3 separate regions of the Homo sapiens genome follow, and regions 2 and 3 are each linked to region 1. Evidence: chromatin loops called from intact Hi-C (ENCODE). Cell type or tissue: CD4-positive, alpha-beta T cell. All regions are shown on one strand. Links, peaks and the distances in the headings refer to the core of each region. The heading gives the core; the rest is flanking DNA.

Region 1 (2,500 bases), core at 1-2,500:
GACAGAGGCAGAGATTTGGTGGTTGTATTAACCAGTTGTTGCTGGGTTTCATTGGCTGGCAGAAAAAGAGGATTTCTGTTTGAACACTCTTGGGTGAGTGTGTGTGTGTGTGTGTGTGTGTGTGAGAGAGAGAGAGACAGAGTGTGAGAGAGATTTCTTTTTTCAATTGCAAGAGATGAATTTGGCATGGAGTTCTTAACCTAACAAGTCAGGAGGTTTCCTTCCCTTGGACTTTCTAGACCTATATGTGTTGGTCTCTGGCCAGCTCTGAGGGAAAGAATGTAGGTTTTATTTGCTGGGGCTGAGTTGTATAGTGTGATTATTGGAGGATCACTGCAAACAGCTTGATAGGAGAAACTACAATAGTACCTTCAACCCTCAATAAACACATCGCCTGCCTTGTTCTGATCATAACTCTTAAGAGGAAACTGAACTGGAGCTCTTCGGAGAGGATACTCCTAAGGCCAATGACAGCATCAAAATCGAGTGCCTGAAAGATCTATGAAAAGACCTAATGCTCTGCAAAAGCAAGGTTGTATTGTTATTATTAGTCATAGGTATGGACCCTATCCTCATTCTTGTGAGAAGATTGTACCTCTTTTTATTTGGCATACTGGCATATTGCTTTGCTGAAGCTTTTGGGTGACAGCCAAGAGCTTTTCCACAGTTCAATTTAATTTGCATGTTTCATAGCCTCTAGTTATGTGTTTTGTTCTCTTAAAAACATAAGGCCACCCCAAATTTTGATTGCATTCCCCTTTCCGTCGAACTACTTAAAGGCTTCCCAAGTTGTCCTTAAGTCCATATTTTGATAAGACATCTTCTGACTTTGCACAGTTTTTAAGACTGTTTGGGTGTGATATTCATTTAGCATTTTAAAAAATTTGTGCCTTGTATATTTTCCACTATGCAAATTTGTCAGGCTGTGAGTGTCTCCCTTGTGGGGATACTTCACGAAGGTGTTCTCTGTGCTATTCTAGGGTGGGTAAAAATGAAGTGCTGAATTTGTAACTGAAAGCACAATTAAAACGAAGTGTTATTTCTAAAGGGCAGGAATGTTATGGGAATGGTGACTTGTACATGAATTTAGAATTGTAAGATTTTGAAAAAAATTGAACCTGATTATTTAAAGTGTATAAACATTTTATTTTTCTACAATTCTTCTGAAGCCATCATGTATACAGCTGTTTCCATAGGATAGTCTGTGATTCTTTACAAGAAATTCCATTTAAAAGATATTGAGGCCCTAAAAAGAGAGAGACTTGGCCAAGGTTACGTTAGCTAATACGTAAGTTTTAGGACTCCCACTCATCTGAGATATTCTCACCTCTTATTGTGTTCTTTTCATTGTAAAGTGCAAATGCTCCTTTACATCTCTCTCCTCCCTTATAAAATTTACTATTGTCCATTATGAAAGTATTGCTATTTCAAAACCCCATGAATGGGAATTCTCCTGTAAGTAGGTGTTGATTTGAGTACATATATTAGGTGAATATGGGAGCAAACAACTTACCAGAAAGAATAGATGTTCTGGTAAAGGTCCCTGAGAGACACTAAGGTTGAATCTTGCTTGGGAGACATCCTGTGTATGTGCAGCAGATGGCAGTCTGCATTGGAATGGATCACAAGTCCAGTTTGTGCCACTTTTGTTCCGCTGTATGGTATGGTAAATTACAACCAGGGGGGCATAACCAGTTACAGCACTGCCTAATTTTTTAAGTGAGAAATTCATCTTTTCCAAGTTTCGAGAATGAGTCCAAAGCAATACAGTAGCTCAGCTAGTTGGTAAGTGCAATTATGAAGTTATAAACTTAGTTTGTCTCTTCCCCCTTCTCCATTAGTATGTCATTCAACTGAGTAAATAAGAGTAAAGGTACAGGGGCTTATTCAATATTTTTAGCACCATCTAGTGTAATTTTTTTCCTTCTCTCCGGCTTGTGACTGTAACCAAAACTGATGTAAAATGTTTGTTGCCTGCTTTTCTGTATGGTTAGTGAAGGTGGCTGCTATTTTTAAGTATGATTCTTCGAAGAGGAACTGCCTTTCATTGTGAGCTGTGTAATTCCATTGCTAAAACAAACTATTTCGTCTCTGATTATGACAGCCCCACTGTTGGCATTTTCTAGCAGTTAACGGCTATGCTGAATTACTACATCTTTTACTTAAGTCTGTCATTGTCCTGTTACAGTTTGTGGCTGACTTGCTCTACTTTACACATCACAGTTCTTTTGGCAATGACATTGTTTCAGCTTAACCTGAAAGTTTTAACAGGTTACACTGCCTGACACAGAGGCAGGTCCTAACTCTTTAATTGAGTTCCTCATAGTCTGGCCCAATCTTATTATGCCAGATTCATCCCAGCACAAATACTCTGTTGTACTTAAGCTAGTCTCTGCACTGTCCCATACATTCATACTAAACCTTTATGGATTTTTTGTAGCTGAATTTCAGCCTTTATCACCCCTAATCACTCCTCTAGCCTTTAAGGTTCATTTCAGGT
Region 2 (2,500 bases), core at 1-2,500, 180 kb after region 1:
TATCTTGGAATTCCAGTGTCACTTTAGGAAGTATGAAGATTTAGCATTACTTTCAGTTATTATTATAATATACCATCATAGATCCAACCTAGCACTCCCTTTAATATCAAATATTTGAAATACCTGAGACATCGGAAAAGCTTTTTCTGTTTTCTTAGTTATCAGAAGAAAGCTGAGAGTTGCATCTCATATTTAATATGGCTGCTATTGAACATACGCATTTTCTTTCTGTTGTTAGATTAGTGGTCACAGCCTATTTGTGTTTGGGGAAATGATAGCACAAGAATGTTATTTAACTTTTCTTGGCCTCCCAAATGTGTCTAATAGAGAAGAAAGTAAACTGTTTTATGTCTTACAATTGCTTGCCCAGAATTTTTAGCACCTAGTTGCATGTCTGGCTCATACTAGTCACTGTGAACGAACTGAACAGTCACATCATTCTTATCTGATCACAGCTCTGGGCATGGATAACAACCATGTTTTCAGCCAAACACTAATATTTTTCCAGTTATACCTTGAATCTAAAGATCACCCTTGATATATCTCTTGCTGATTAATTGGGTACAAAATAGTGGTATTTCCTTGTGGACTTTCCATTTCCTTGATTACTGAAGAGGTGAAGCATTCTTTCCACTGTGAGATACCCATACCTTTTGCTTGGTCATTACTATTAAGTACGTTTTGCTAAGCCTAATTATGTGTCCAGCATTTTACATCTAGTAACATAAGTACATCTATTCACATATTTAATCTCAACCCTATAAGTATTAATATATCGCCATTCCATAGATGAGGAAACTGAGTCTCCAAGAGGATAAGTAATCTGCCCAAACATTATATCTAGTACACTGTAGGACAAGGAATTGAATCCAGATTTGTGTGGCTCTGTAGGCTGCTCACTTTCCACTCAATTATGCTGCCTTCTGTTGACTTCATTTATGAGGAGTAACTTTTGAAAACTATAATTAGAATAGATACAGAATAGAAATAAAAATATATTGGGGAAATAATTATTACTTCTTACAAAGGGCTGTTTTGTAAATGTTTTCTGTATTAGACTTGAATACAGTGTTACCACTTTCTCCCTTCTCGTCATGCTGTAGAATCTTTAATGCCCTACCTGTCCTACTAGTTAAATGCTCCATTCTGTGATTACCAAAATAGTCTTGCTGCCCCCAAGTGACAAGTTGCAAAATAGCAGTAGTAAATAATTTAGTCACTATTCACTTATGAATAGGAAAACAGTGACCAAATAAAATGTAAATAGTTTTCATATTAAATATTTTTACTAACATACCCATCTTATTACCTCTGAAGCAAATGCCTGTTCAATGGCATTTAAACTCTTCTAAACTGCTGTTACTATGAGTTGCTGTACTTGTTAACAGTCTAAATATATCCCAATAGTATGTTAAGTTCCAAAGAATCTTTTTAAGATGGCAAGCTCCTTGAAATCATAAAATCAAATGGAATATTGAGTTTTGCTGATTAATATTTCAGTAGAACCTGAGTACTGATTTCTATTATGTGGAAAAGGAGCTGGGCAGTAAGACTTGCCTGTGGGAGCTGTGTCAGCGTGCAGGTGGACCAGCCGTCCCACCATCTGGCCCATGCCTTTTCAATGAAGGGGATGATGTTGCCTCATAGGAGTGAGCATTGATTCTTGGGGAGTAAAAACATATTGCATATTATAATGCATAAACAGATAAACAGTATATTAAACCTCCTGTGGGAAGGAGGAGTAATCAGGAAAAAAATGCCTTAAAAAGCTACTTAGGGTGGCAATAATGAAAAAAGTGTTGATAAATAGTGACCTAGCCTTTAATACCCTTTACCTCCTCAATTCCAATAACCGTCATTTATATTGTACTCCGGCAAACCACTTCAATGGCTGTTCAGGGCCTTCTTTCCTAGAACTGTCCCACTTATAATATAAATTAGTATGTTAATTTCTGATAATTTATTTTCTTTCTAGACCTTTTATTCACTCACTCACTCCTTTGACCTCATCCAGACCTTTAAGCTACTGGCATCTTTCCCTTAACTTTTTACTGTCACCTTCCTCCTGTATCACTTCCTTTTCTATCCAATTTAAACTGTGTTGCCATTCTCTTCTTAGTATGCTACCATCCCTGCCCTTTTGTCTTTTACAGTATGTACTCTATAAACTCCTAATATTGGACTAATCTAGACCTTTATCCTATCTATATCTAGGCTATTAAATATTACTAGAGAGAAAGCATGTCATAGTGTAGAATGGGCCACTGCTTGTGTTTTTAATCATATTTTCTTCCCTCATATCCCCATAGTAGTTATTCTAAGACTTCACATCAAGATCCCCATCCCACCCTTAACCTTCTCCTAGAAAATTGAAGTTAACAGTTAGAAGCTTTCTAATTCTTAAAACTGTAAATGCAACTGTATCTGTACTGAATTTTACACGATTTCCATCAAATTCCAAGAAGAGGTGGCATTTTCCTATTTAGGGCTAGCCCCTCCA
Region 3 (6,104 bases), core at 1,508-4,007, 470 kb after region 1:
TATATCTGCTAGTAACCAAAACAGTTTCATTCTAATACATTTTCCTCTTCATCTTAGTAAATATTTGAGTATGTACTATGTGCAGATGGCTATAAGAAAGCAAAATATTTAAGATAACATTAAGCACTGAAGGAGACTGTAAGATTGTAAGGAGGAGTTGAAGGTAGATATGATAAGGAGAGAAGATAAGCAATTTACATAAAGAAATATTAGACAAAAATATGAAAATATACGAAAGTACTATAGGGTTCCAAAAGAAAAAAAAGAAACACATAGCTGAGATTAGAAAAGCCTTCATGTAGGAGGTGTTATTTGGGCCTGAAAAGATAATTATTTCTGCCTCATTTGCATCACTTTTTTTTTTTTTATTTTGGAGACGGAGTCTCGCTCTGTCACTCAGGCTAGAGTGCAGTGGTATGATCTCGGCTCACTGCAACCTCCACCTCTTGTTTTCAGGCAATTATCCTGCCTCAGCCTCCTGAGTAGTTGGGATTACAAGTGCCCGCCATCATGCCCAGCTAATTTTTGTATTTTTAGTAGAGACAGGGTTTCGCCATGTTGCCCAGGCTGGTCTCGAACTCCTGACCTCAAGTGATCCGCTCACCTCAGCCTCCCAAAGTGCTAGGATTACAGGTGTGAGCCACCACGCCCGGCCCGTATCACTTTTTTAAATTTAATTTTTTAAAATAGGTTATACATTCACATGGTTACATTTTTTAAAAAAATGTATTAAAAGTTACATGGCCAGGTGCAGTGGCTCACGCCTGTAATCCCAGCACTTTGGGAGGCCGAGGTGGGCGGATCACCTGAGGTCAGGAGCTCAAGACCAGCCTGACCAACATGGAGAAACCCCGTCTCTACTAAAAATACAAAAAAAATCAGCCAGGCGTGGTGGCCCATGCCTGTAATCCCAGCTACTCGGGAGGCTGAGGTAGGAGAATTGCTTGAACCTGGGAGGCAGAGGTTGCGGTGAGCCGAGATCGCACCATTGCATTCCAGCCTGGGCAACAAGAGCGAAACTCCATCTCAAAAAAAAAAAAAGTTACAAAATAAAAAAGTCTCCCTCCTACTTTTGTCCCTATCTGCTCAACCCTACATGCATCACTGCTGTTTCTTGTATATCCTTCTAGAGTTTGCTTACACATAATCTAACTATAGAAATATATACTTGTATTTTCTCCCTTTTTTACACAAGACATGGCATATTTTATATACTGTTATATATCGTTCTAGCTCTATACTTCTATTTTTATTATTTTATTTTATTTTATTTTATTTTATTTTTGAGACAGAGTCTCACTCTGTCGCACAGGCTGGAATGTAGTGGTGCAATCACACTCACTGCAACCTCTACCTCCTGGGCTCAAGTGATTCTCCTGCCTCAGCCTCCCGAGTAGCTGGGACCACAGGCATGGGCCACCACACATGGCTAATTTTTGTATTTTTAGTAGAGATGGGGTTTCACCATGTTGGCCAGGCTCGTCTCGAACTTCTGACCTCATGTGATGCTTCCGCTTCGACTTCCCAAAGCGTTGGGATTACAGATGTGAGCCACCGCCCCAGGCCTACAATGTATTGTGTTCTTGAAACTTGCTAAGGCAGTAGATTTTAAATGTTCGCACCACACACAAAAAAATAAGTATGTGAAGTAATGTACGTTATGAGCTCAATTCAGCCATCCTACAATATATATGTATTTCAAGACAACATGTTATACATAATAAATATATAAAATTTTTATTTATCAATTTTAAAAATAGGCTGGGCGCAGTGGCTCACACCTGTAATCCCAGCACTTTGGGAGGCTGAGGCAGGTGGATCACTTGAGGTCAGGAGTTTGAGACCAGCCTGGCCAACATGGTGAAACCTTGTCTCTACAAAAAATACAAAAATTAGCCAGGTGTGGTGGTGCACGCCCATAGCCCCAGCTACTCAGGAGGATGAGGTAAGAGAATTGCTTGAGCCCGGGAGGCAGAGGTTGCAGTGAGCCGAGATTGTTCCACTGCAGTCCAGTCTGGGCAAGAGAGTGAGAGCCTGTCTCAAAAAAATAAAATAAAATAAAATAGAGCACAGTGGCATGTGCCTGTAGTACCAGCTGCTTGGGAGACTGAGGCAGGAGGATGGCTTGAGCCCAGGAGTTCAAGTCCCGCCTGGGCAAAATAGTAAGACCCCGTCTTTAAAAAACTAAATAAATAATAAATAAATTTAAAACATTTAAAAATTTTAAATAAATTTATTTAAAGATAAAAATAAAATGAGTTATCGCTTAGATTTACATCCTGAAATATTTAAGGATCAAATGACAGCTACAGATGAAATAATAATGACCATGAGTTGGTAATTGTTGAAGCTGGATAATGGGAACATGTGGGTTCATTCTTTCTACTTTAATGTATGTTTAAAATTTAAATAATAAGTTTTCAAAGGTTTTTTTCTCCCTTCTATTTTGTTCTGTTGGGAAAGAGGTTGAGTGGGTAAAAAAAGATCAGAATTTGGGTGCTGACTAGGAAAACTAGGACAAAATATAAGTGGGCGGAACGCCCTCTGCTGGCAATACGTGGTTAATTACAGAAAACCCAGGTCCCATTTTTAACGTAATGTTACCTACTTTGCTTCCTATACAATTGTGTTCACTGACTTCTCTTTAAATTGTTTCTGTGTATGATTTCTCAAAAAATATAGCTATGGTCTAGTACAGGAATACATATTTAAAAATACGTGAAATATGTGTGTATGTGTATGAATGGAATTTTATTTTTCAAAGATCCACAAGGAATTTAATGGTGATTACTTCTGGGAAGCAAGAGCAGTAGAAACCTTTGTATCTTTTGAATTTTGTTTACCACATGTATTTGTTTTTTCATAATTAGAACTTTAAAAAGAAAACCTAAAATAAGTAGGTTTTATTTGAAATCTTTTGGAAGTTGAACTCTTTGACAGTACTTTAATTTTTTTTTTTTTTTTTTTTGAGACAGTTTCACTCTTGTTGCCCAGGCTGGAGTGCAATGGCGCGATCTCGGCTCACCGCAACCTCCGCCTCCCAGGTTCAAGCAATTCTCCTGCCTCAGCCTCCCGAGTAGCTGTGATTACAGGCATGTACCACCATGCCTGGCTAATTTTGTATTTTTAGTAGAGACAGGGTTTCTCCATGTTGAGGCTGGTCTCGAACTCCTGACCTCAAATGATCCGCCTGCCTCGGCCTCCCAAAGTGCTGGGATTACAGGTGTGAGCCACCGCGCCTGGCCGTGTACTTTAATTCTTTCTCAAGAAAAGGAAGCCACAAGAGAAGAGAAAGAAAACACAGATATGGCTGGGCGCGGTGGCTTACGCCTGTATTCCCAGCACTTTGGGAGGCCAAGGTGGGTGGATCACCTGAGGTCAGGAGCTCCAGAGACTAGCCTAGCCAACATGGTGAACCCTTGTCTCTACTAAAAATACAAAATTAGCCAGGCGTGGTGGTGCACGCCTGTAATCCCAGCTACTTGGGAGGCTGAGGCAGGAGAATCGCTTGAACCCGGAAGGTGAAGATTGCAGTGAGCCAAGATCACACCACTGCACTCCAGCCTGGGTGACAAAGCAAGACTGTCTCAAAAAAAAAAAAAAAGAGCACAGATACTATTAAAATCTGTACAATTTCCAGCAGACTACAGGAGAAAAATAAATTACTAAATAGATAAAAATGTAGTCACTTTGTTTCAGTAATAGAATTCCTTTAGAATAATTAAAATAACTACAATACCTTGCTACTAACTCTGGAAATTCCTTTGTGATCTGCTTTATTACATAAACAATAAACCATTCATCCTCAATGTTATCCCCAAACTTTGTCACGCCAAACATATGAGCAGGAACACCTCCTAAAAACAAGAGAAAAGCAACCATGTAACCAGATAAATTTGTTACTGCAAATAAAATGCACATAATCATTCAACTGAATACACATTCATTGACTGATTGCTCTAAGTACTGGGGAGCAGGGGTTGCAATCCTGAAGAAGAAGCCTACTCCTGAGGAGCTCAGGGTAAAACAAGACAACCAAATGATCTCAAAACAAGATAATGAACTCTAGAACAGGAGTGTGCAGTAACGGCTATGTGAGTATAAAGGAGGGGATATCTGTGCTATGCTTGCCTGGAGGAATGACAAGAGGTGAGCTTTCCAGAAAAATGGAAAAGTATGTGCAAAGGCACAGAGGCATGATGTATAGAGTATGTATGTATAGAGTATTCTGGGAATACCAGGACGCTAGATTTGGATGGAGCAGAAGTTTTCAAACATGTGCACTATTCACAAACACATGGAAACTAAACAACAACACACTCTTGGAATAAATCACAGGGAAATTAGAAAATATCTTGGGACAAATGAAAATGAATGCACATCATACCAAAACTTAAGGAATTCAGTGAAAGCAGTGCTAAAAAGGAAGTTTGTAGTTGTGAAAGATCTCAAATCAACAACCTATACCTCAAAAAAAAAAAACAAAAACTAAACCCAAACCTAGCATAAGGAAGGAAATAATAAACATTACAGCAGAGAGAAATATAGAGACCAGAAAAAATAATAGAAAAACAAAACAGCTGAGTTGGGTTTTTTTTAAAAGATTGACAAACTATTAACTTGATTAACCAGGAATAAGAGCAAATACTCAAATAACTAAAATCGGAAATGAAAGAGGGGACAGTACAACTTATGTCATAGAAATAAGAAGGATAAGAGAATTCTATGAACAATGGTATACCAGTAAGTTGGATAACCTATAAGAAATTGACAAATTCCTAGAAACACAACCTGTCAAGACTGGATCATGAGAAATACAAAAATCTGAACAGATCTATAACTAGTAAGGAGATTGAATCAATAATCCAAAAGCTCCTAACAAAGAAAAGCTGGCTTCACCGGGGAATTCTTCCAAACATTTAAAGAATTTGACACCAATCCTCCTCAAAATCTTCCAAAAAAATAAAAGGGAGGGAATTCCCAAATTCCTTCTGAGGCCAGCATTACCCTAATACCAAAGCCAGACAAAGACAATATGAGAAAGCTGTAGATCAATATCCCTGATGAGTATCAATGCAGAAATCCTTAACAAAATATCAGCAATCTGAATTCAACAACACATTAAATAGATTATTCACCACGACCAAGCGAGATTTATTCCTGGGATGCAAGGATGGTTCAACACACGAAAATCAATGTACAGTTAATATCCCACATTAACAGAATGAAGGTCAAACAAGTGCATTACAGAGTGTCTCAAGAGCTGCCATGGCAAACAATAGGTAGAAGAACAGCCCAACCAACTCTTCTTCTCCCCACCCCAGATCTCAAGTTTCTTCAACTAGAGAACTCCAATTAAAGTAACTATTTTTGTCTATATTAGACTTTGATTTAAATTTCATCTTGAAGCAATGGGAACTACTGAAGGATATTAAGCAGGAGAGTGACACAATCAAATTTGTGTTTTACAAACATAACCAGCAACAGTGTTAGGAACTAGAAAGACAGGAACCAGAGAGGTAAGTTAGGAGGCTGTTGTTGTTTTCCAGATGTAGAGATAAAGAGGGTCTACACTGAAGCCAAATAGATGTAGAGAAGGGGTCATATTTTAGAAGCATTCAGGATTTAGCATCTGACTGAACATGGTGAAGTGAGGAACTGATTATGATTTTGAATTACTGACTAGCTTGGATAACTGGGTGGATGGCAATGCCATTAAACAAGATAAGAAAACAGTAAAAATGGTTTTCTAGAGGATGGATAAAGGGTTGGTTTTAGATGTGCTACACCAATGTGACAGTGTTCTTGCCAATAAATATCATATGTATTTCAATGAATAAGAGTTCAATAAAATTAACAGTAAGATATGTAGCAATTGTTGCCAAAAGATAACAGATACGCACTAAACTGAGAGTATCACAGTGATGTATACTTGTGATGTATACATGGGGGGTATATCTTGTGATGGTATCACAAGATGCCAGGCTCCTGATCCCAAATAAGACCTCACATAAGTCACTGTGTAAGGAGAGACTTGGTCACCTACCCATGATTTATTTTCATAAAACTATAAGAAATGATAGAACTGTAATGTGACCAGTTCC

Evidence for each region. Peaks named below come from ENCODE experiments on the same cell type or tissue, not always from the same donor. Only the 100,000 strongest peaks of a DNase experiment are listed, where the experiment ranks them.
Region 2: it touches region 1 in a loop (3-fold over the local background); 9 of 110 quality-filtered maps call a loop at or near these places.
Region 3: a loop joins it to region 1, with 4 times the contacts of the local background. A loop is called at or near these places in 4 of 110 quality-filtered maps.

The regions. Positions count from the first base shown.
Region 1 is chr10:72,693,077-72,695,576 of GRCh38, forward strand. All of the region lies in intron 1 of MCU (mitochondrial calcium uniporter), which reads left to right. Among named protein-coding and RNA genes, the nearest start is that of MCU, 2.2 kb to the left of the region's middle. RefSeq lists an enhancer at 415-504. In CD4-positive, alpha-beta T cell, for the core only: a CTCF peak has its summit at 1,549; DNase peaks (open chromatin) are centred at 85 and 1,595; H3K4me3 peaks cover 361 bases.
Region 2 is chr10:72,874,276-72,876,775 of GRCh38, forward strand. All of the region lies in intron 6 of MCU (mitochondrial calcium uniporter), which reads left to right. Among named protein-coding and RNA genes, the nearest start is that of OIT3, 18 kb to the right of the region's middle. In CD4-positive, alpha-beta T cell, for the core only: no CTCF peak of the experiment used is centred there; a DNase peak (open chromatin) is centred at 1,166.
Region 3 is chr10:73,156,695-73,162,798 of GRCh38, forward strand. It overlaps ECD (ecdysoneless cell cycle regulator), which reads right to left. Exons shown (of 14, transcript NM_007265.3): 3 at 3,740-3,857. Among named protein-coding and RNA genes, the nearest start is that of ECD, 8.3 kb to the right of the region's middle. In CD4-positive, alpha-beta T cell, for the core only: CTCF peaks have their summits at 2,527 (motif pointing left) and 2,730; a DNase peak (open chromatin) is centred at 2,537.